Linked DNA regions of Homo sapiens: regions 2 and 3 are each linked to region 1. The links are chromatin loops, found by intact Hi-C in ENCODE. Cell type or tissue: PC-3. All regions are shown on one strand.

What was found. A loop is a pair of places that touch in the nucleus more often than their neighbours do. Peaks named below come from ENCODE experiments on the same cell type or tissue, not always from the same donor. Only the 100,000 strongest peaks of a DNase experiment are listed, where the experiment ranks them.
Region 2: a loop joins it to region 1, with 9 times the contacts of the local background. A loop is called at or near these places in 1 of 110 quality-filtered maps.
Region 3: a loop joins it to region 1, with 9 times the contacts of the local background. A loop is called at or near these places in 1 of 110 quality-filtered maps.

What each region holds. Positions count from the first base shown.
Region 1 is chrX:150,183,298-150,185,797 of GRCh38, forward strand. No RefSeq gene overlaps it. Among named protein-coding and RNA genes, the nearest start is that of MIR2114, 43 kb to the right of the region's middle. In PC-3, no CTCF peak of the experiment used is centred here; a DNase peak (open chromatin) is centred at 1,434; H3K4me3 peaks cover 370 bases; H3K27ac peaks cover 1,339 bases.
Region 2 is chrX:150,302,088-150,304,587 of GRCh38, forward strand. No RefSeq gene overlaps it. Among named protein-coding and RNA genes, the nearest start is that of MAMLD1, 60 kb to the right of the region's middle. In PC-3, no CTCF peak of the experiment used is centred here; no DNase peak of the experiment used is centred here; H3K4me3 peaks cover 940 bases; H3K27ac peaks cover 1,476 bases.
Region 3 is chrX:150,083,893-150,086,392 of GRCh38, forward strand. No RefSeq gene overlaps it. Among named protein-coding and RNA genes, the nearest start is that of MIR2114, 140 kb to the right of the region's middle. In PC-3, no CTCF peak of the experiment used is centred here; a DNase peak (open chromatin) is centred at 1,139; H3K4me3 peaks cover 388 bases; H3K27ac peaks cover 2,500 bases.

The sequences.
Region 1 (2,500 bases):
GCTGGCAGACATCACAAATGGCCACTGACAGTGACAGAGGAAGCAGCAATATTATACAAAGTAGGTTCGAATGCAAGAGGTTCAGCCATGTGGGATCATTTATTATAACGACAAAGAGCCTGACAATGCTAGATAAATGAGATGTTACTGGACTTCCTCTGCCAACTTTGAATTCTCAAGTTACCTACTGAAAGAACTAAACATGTCCTTCTGGACCTGAGCACTTGCCTAAGACTCAGGAATATTATTTAGGGTACAAGAACAGACATCATTTGCCATCCCATGTACATAGAGATTATGCTACTGATTCACTATTAGGATACTCCAAAATTCTGACAAAAAGCAAGTCACATTCCATAATCCAGTAGCACTTTTGAAAATAGCATTTAATGGGGAGCTAAGTGGCCCCAGCTAGAGCTGGGAATCAGGAGATGAGGTGAATATCCCATTGCCTCAGTCAGGAGCAGGGCGTGCCTCTAGGGTCATAGCCTAGTGTACTCATGAATAGTGTCCCCCTAAAATTTGTGCCTGCCCTAAACCTATGAATATGATCTATTTGGGAATAGAGTCTTTACAAATGTCATTAGTTAAGATGAGGTCACACTGAATTAGGGTGAGCCCTAATCCAATGATTGGTATCTTTCTAAGAAGAGAAAATGGACACGGACACAGGGAGAAGGCCATGTGAAGATGGAGGCAGAGATTGGAATGGCATGTCTACAAGTCTAGGAATGACAAGGATTGCCAGCAACCACCAGGAGCAAAGAAGAAGCAAAGAAGCATCTTCCCCTAGAGCCTTCAGAGAAAATGTGGCTCTGCCAAGACCTTGATTTCAAATTTCTAGCCTCTAGAATTGTGAGAATAAGTTTCTGTTATTTTAAGCCACATGGTTTGTGACACTTTGTTGTGGCAGTCCTAGAAACTAATATAATCTAAATTTTTATAAATCAGTTCATGGTCCAAACAACACTAGTAAAGAACTGAGAACTAAGCCAATCTGGACTGCTGGCTAAGATGGCTTTTTCAAAGTTTACACTTTAAGACACCTCCACCAAATACATGGCAAGAATGTACTATAAAGAGAAAAATGCATACAGCCCTAAAAATAAATAAATAAGTATCTCAGTGGACCAAAATTGGAACATAAATATATCTGCTAAGCAGGGATGAAGGCACAGGGCAACTAAGCTCTGGATCTAGAAGGAGATGGAGATGACCAGGTGTTCTGCTCCTATGGGGTAATGAGAAGGCACTGGATTTACTGCTTGAAACCAAGTCCTAGTGTGGGGCTTTCCCATTCATGAAAAGGATGTATAAACATTGCAGTTACCCCCTGATTAGAACTGCGGTTTACACAGAGCTGCAAACTTAGGGATGTAAGATGAAGCAGACACATCCTGGCAACCAGGACTTGGCTCAAGTTACCTGTAAATCTGGTGATATCCCCAGAATCGCAGCAGGATGGAAGCCTGAGTCACCAAGCAAATACATGATTTTTAACCGAGAGCTCTAGGGTGCTAGGTGGAGGCAATAACAAGAACACTAAACAGGAAAGGGTGAGGGCAGAGAAAATAAACAAACATACTACTACATGAGCTAAGCCAAAATCCCAAAACACATGAGAAAAATGAATATGAAGAGTGACAGCTAAAAAAAAAATCAACACTAAGGAGATGGATTCCCTCTTGACAAAGTGAAAGTATTATTGCAGCCTAAAAATGATTTGATAAAAGATACATTTAGTATCCTCAAAGAGGTGAAAAATAACATCTAGTTTTTAAAACTAAGAAATTACGTACCAAAACAGACATAAATGAAATAAGAACAAGTAAACATATAAATGAACCAATTAGAAATTATGGAAATGTCTGCTTATATTTGCTCCTCCCTGCATTAACAGACATCTAGGACACTAGATCTAGCTCACCTAATTCAGCAGCCTTGTATGCCACTTTCCTACTAGCATTGATATTTTTCTAGCATAGCCTGTCTTCTCCTCTGCAGACTCCTTGATCTGTGACTAAAGCTGGATTAAGAAGTAGGTAACCAAGCAGCTAATCTAGAAATGGTGGCCACATATCAGTGGATTCGTTGGCTATAAGATACCAGTTTATTCACATACAAACAGACACCCAGTGTCTTTATATTGTCCCTGAGCCTGCCCTTCCTTCTCTGTGTATCCTATGCCCCTATCACCCCCCATCCCATGTGCATTTCTCAGATCCCGTTTCTACTGCCTGAGCTCTCTGCTACCTTCAGCATCCACGTGCATTCCTTGCCAACTAGTAGGCATTCCACAGGCCTCGTGGTACAGTGCCTTTTCTTTCACAAGTTCTCTTTAATTTGCTTATTCACACTCATTCTGAAAACCAGCAGTTCTCAAAGTGTGTTCCCTGGACCAACAGCATCTCCATCACTCAGAAACTTGTTAGAAATGCAAATTCTTGGCCCCCACTGAAGACCTACTGATTTAGAACCTCTTGGAGTGGCACTCAGAAAT
Region 2 (2,500 bases), 120 kb after region 1:
ATTGTCTTTGCTTCCTTTGACTTGTTTTTTGCTTGTTTTATGGCTGGCTCTGGTCTCTGCCTTTTGTATAAGAGGCTTTCCACAAATAGCAGACCCTTGCCTATCCCTGCATAGTGAGAATGGGGCAATAGCATTCTGTCATTCTGTTAGAAGCTCTATGTTCAGGATAAGGCCTTATCACTTGATGGACTTCACTGTAGGGTGATCTTATGGGGACTCAGTTAATTTATTGGGGGCTCCCAAGTGTCAGTTTCTGCTGCTCTTTTGCTGGCAAGATGGAGGTGTCCTCCCATCTTTTGCCTGGGGCAATATAAATCTGGCTGTGTTGGCATTCTGGAATGCAAGTAGGAGAGAAATTTGGGGGTCTTCCCACCATCAGTTATGAAGCTTTCAAGTAATCCCTGTTTTCAGTAAGTTACTTCACCAGTGTGCTTAGCTGGATATCTCCAGCAAGTGGAACCTCCTGTCTTCTGCCAGGGTAGTTGTGCCCTGGTACAGGGAGGAGACTAAGGGGCTAACCACTACCCTTGATACACATTCTGAGCCAGCACTCTTGCCCTCAGCCCTATCGCATGCCCTGCCTTTAAGGATACCCTGCTGCCTCCCATTCTTGAGTCTTCCCAGTTCCTGTCTTATAGTTTGCTTTGCTTCTTTCTGGCTTACACGGATTTAAATTTCTGTTCTCTTCACTCTGTAAATTCACCCAAAACTCATCCATTCACTTTCCAGCTGCATCTCTTGTTTGCAGTTGCCTCATTTCCCCCCATTATTTTGCTCCTACAGGTACAGGCTTTTCTTTATTTCTTTACTGTCATTTGAGTGGGGTTTGGAGAGGGAACACAGATAAACATGGGTGCTCAATCCACTGTGTTTAACCAGCAATCCTCAAGACTTTGAGGCCAAGAGTTTGTCTAGAAAGAGGAAAAAAGTTTACTTTTTTATCTCAACAACTGCTTTTACCCCAACAGGGCATCCCTTCCTGGCCCAATGCCAGCATCCCCTCTTGGTTAATGCAACACATTCAAGCCAAGGTGGTCACATAAAAGGTGTCTGGGGCCTTCTAGGGTACACATCCTAGACCTCTGGGGTCTCAGAGAGTGTTTTCTGTCACTTTACTATACCCAGATTTTGAGCTTTGGGGGTCTAAACCAAGGACATGCTCAAACCAAGGGCACAGACCTTTGCTTAATCCAACACATTCAAACCAGACTGGTCACAGTACAGTCATCACGTTAGAGCCCAGTAACAATAGTTATTAAGAGACTTTCAATCAGGAAAACACAATGGTTTTTGCTCAAGAGATACTGATTCTCTTTCAATTCTAAGAAATAATCTTAGCCTCAGTTGCTGTGGAAGATGGAGGTCACAGCAGGATATAGTAAGAACATCTTATTGTGGTAACTCAGTTTTCTTCTCTGCAGGAAAATGCCAGACCTTTTGCCTAGTGTCACTGTGCCATCGAGACCCTGAGTCACTGCTACCATAGCAATAAAAATACAAACCCATCTGGCATTTTTGGAAGCAAAAGGATTGCCAGTAAACACCTGCCACCCAATTGCCTCCACCACGGAATGAATGCAGCTTGAAAACAAACACTGGAGTTTAAGGTGACTTGACCTGAGAAAGCCACTGAGATTTTTAAGCAAAGCATGTACCATCCCCCTCCTCCATCTTTGCCATGCCCTGCACATCCCTATGAATCCCCCTAACCAGGGATGGCAAGAAATTTACACACATGACATCACCCCTCCTTCCTGCTTGCCTGGCAGACATTGCTAATCAATCATGGTGCTCATCCCACTGAGCCTGGATTCAGCCACTTCCAGTCTGTGAATGTTGGAATACAAGTCAAAATCCCTGTGCCTTCCTTGTCCCGGAGTCTAAGGATATTGGTTGTTGAAGTAACCTACCCCTGTCAGCAGGCAGAAGTGCCTTCAAACTGTGCACAGGCTTCAGACGTCTTCCTCATGGTCTGTCTGCCCCACACTCCTTCAAGAAGGAGCCAGATTGAAGCCACATCACTTCCAAGGTCAAATGGGAATGGCATGGGCAGACTATTCTCCTCAATTCTCCATTACCTCAAACTTACAGGCAGCATGGGCTCCCAGACCTCAAAATCTGGGTGGGGTAGAGTGACAGAACACACTCTGTGAACCCCCAGCTAGGAATCAGATGTGCTACATTCCCTTAAGAAGCTAAGAGGTAAGTCAAGGAGACACCACCACATCTAGAAACCTTGGTCTCCTAGGTGAAAAGACCCAATTCCCAGATGGCTTGAAGAGCCCAGTCACTCCAAATAGTGGTGGAGCCTTCTGTTCCTTAGTCAAGCTTGTCCATCCCTGGATGCACTTCCTTCCCAAGATTATGACCAAGACTTTTCCATGTCACTTTGTGGTCCCAAAAGGGTCACCAGCAATTCCCCAGGCAATTGTGGTGAGTTTCCCTAAAACAAGACTAACCTCTGAGCCCCAGGTGATATTCCTGCCCTGGTGGACATCTG
Region 3 (2,500 bases), 99 kb before region 1:
AAGACCTAGTTAAGCCAGGCCCTGGAGTGAAGTGCTGAGTTGATGAAGGTTGAACAGAGCATCTGGGAAGGAAGGGCCAGTCCAATGGACAAGGGCTTGGCAATAGATGGCCCTTCTCTTGTTTCTATTGTAAATAGGTCCAAGATCTGCTCATGGCTCCTCTTTGCTGGGGACATTGTCTTCAGTGCCATCTGTATCTTCCTCCTAAGTCATGGGAAGGGGCTTTCCTCAGGTCAAGCCACAAGTGATAAGGAAAGTAGCTTGTCCACCTCTAGCTCTGTGGCCCAAGTGGTGGGAGATGGCCTGGAGTAGGGAGAAGCAACATGGCCTGCAGAGTCTGGCAGCCTGAGCCCTGGCCCCAGCTTTGCCCTGCCTTGCTCTTGGTTTTCCATAAGTCCCTGCCCCTCTGTGGGCCTTGGTTCCTCTAGCTTCAGATTAAGGGAGTTGGCCTTATCCCATCTCTGACCTCCCTTCCTGCTTGAATCCTCCTTGTATCCAGGCCTATACTTCAAGCTCTATAATCAGGGAGTGGAAAGGCTTTCTGGTCAAGGTAGGAATTGTTCTGCCAGCCTGACTGAGAGTTTCGTGTCGGCCCTGGTGCCTGCTGCTGAGCTCTAACCATTTCATAACCCCAGATCAGAGACACTCATTCATTGTCCTTTGAGACAAATTCCAGGTGGGAAAAATATCATGCTTTAAAGCAGCCAAGCAGCAACTAGGCTCAAATCCATTTATTTACAAAGATTTTCCACCTCTTGGCCCATCTGCCTCTGAGTAACCTGAAGCACAACAAAGATGATATGTGTCCCAGCCCTGGATTTTGGGCTAAGCGTGCCTTAAAAATCTGCATCATACCTAGATTCCCTCCCAACTATAGCTCAATCCTGAACAACCTCAGCTGTCCACAGATATTTGGCCCAAGGAAAGCCAAAATCTCAACAGTTAACTGTCTCACCCTAATCCTTCTCTATACATGTGAAATCCCAGTTTAGAAAGGAAAAAATATTTATCACATTCTTGCATGGCCATTCTACACCAGATTGAGTGGGTGACAGGCAGGAAAACTGGAAAGGAAATGCCTGCAATATTTAGTTAATGTGGTCATCATATTTTATTTGGCTGCATCTCCCCAAATGCAAATAGAAATGTCCCACTTTATTTGCATGCAAGTCTTTTCTTCCACAGAGGGAGAGATGGGAGAGCCGCCTCGAGTCCCGCAGTGATCTTGGAGCAGAGTGAGGCATTTGCTTGGACTTAGAGCAGTTGTACTGGGTTCCAGGTGGCTGGAGATGTGGTTTCTAGGACAAGGCCACATGTAAATACTTTATCTCGATCAAGAGCAGCTTGGAAAATACCACAATTCCGTTTTTCAGAAAATCATTTTGCTGGTACCTTTAACAGAATGGAAAGAGCAGCAGGCTTGGAATAGAATTACTGCAGTCAAATCTGAGTTCTAGCACTTGACCTTAGGTGAATGGCTTAGCTTCTTGGAGCCTCAGTTTCCTCCTTGGTAAAATGGGGTTAAAAGCCCTGCTCTACTGACCTCACTGGGATGTTACGAAGTGCCCATGGGAAAATGAATGTGAAAGCTTTTGTCAACTGTTTTAGGAACATATTTTATTGTTGTTGTTATTGTTATTAAGTGAGGAGGCTAGAGAATGCCTATAGAGCAAAACCAGGCAACAGTTCTGTTTTTAGGTGGCTTGGACTCAGAACAACCCATCTTATAGATGTGATTTGGAGCATATAGAATCATTCTTTTTTTGGTGGGGGGAGAGGTAATCTTTTTTATTGTACTTTAAGTTCTGGAATACACGTGCAGAAAGTGCAGGTTTGTTACATAGGTATACATGTGCCATGGTAGTTTGCTGCACCCATCAACCTGTCATCTACATTAGGTATTTCTTCTAATGCTATCCCCCCCAGCCCCCACCTCAGCTAGTTTCCCAACAAAAAAAGAGTCACCCAATCCAAAGGATCAAGGTGTTAATATGAAAACTGGCATATTTTCAATGGGCAAGATTTAAATATACAGGAAATTCATTTTTAGTTTTTTTAATCAAACTTTTATTAATTTTGAGATCATTGTAGATTCACATGCAGTTGTAAGAAACAATACAAAGAGATCCAGTGTATACTTTACCCATTTTCCCCCAGTGGTAACTATGAATCATATCTTAAGGGCTTATGTTTTTCCTTTGTTAGGCTGCTGGGAATGCAGCCTGCTACCAGACCATGGTAGAAACCATTAGCTCTACAGAAACTTCACTTTGAGACTTCCCTTACCCTTTCTCTGGCATTTGGCTCCCTAGAAGGCATCTATCTCTCACATCCCCCTGGTCCTGATAAAACCTGGCATCCAAGATGCTGCCCAAATTGAAAACGTTTTGGTAGTGCAGGTAGCACAGTTGCCACTGCCAAAATCTGGGCACCTTCCCATTCTCAAATTTCATTCTCTCACCCAACTGCCCTGTTTTCCATCACTTCCTGGGGAGCTGGA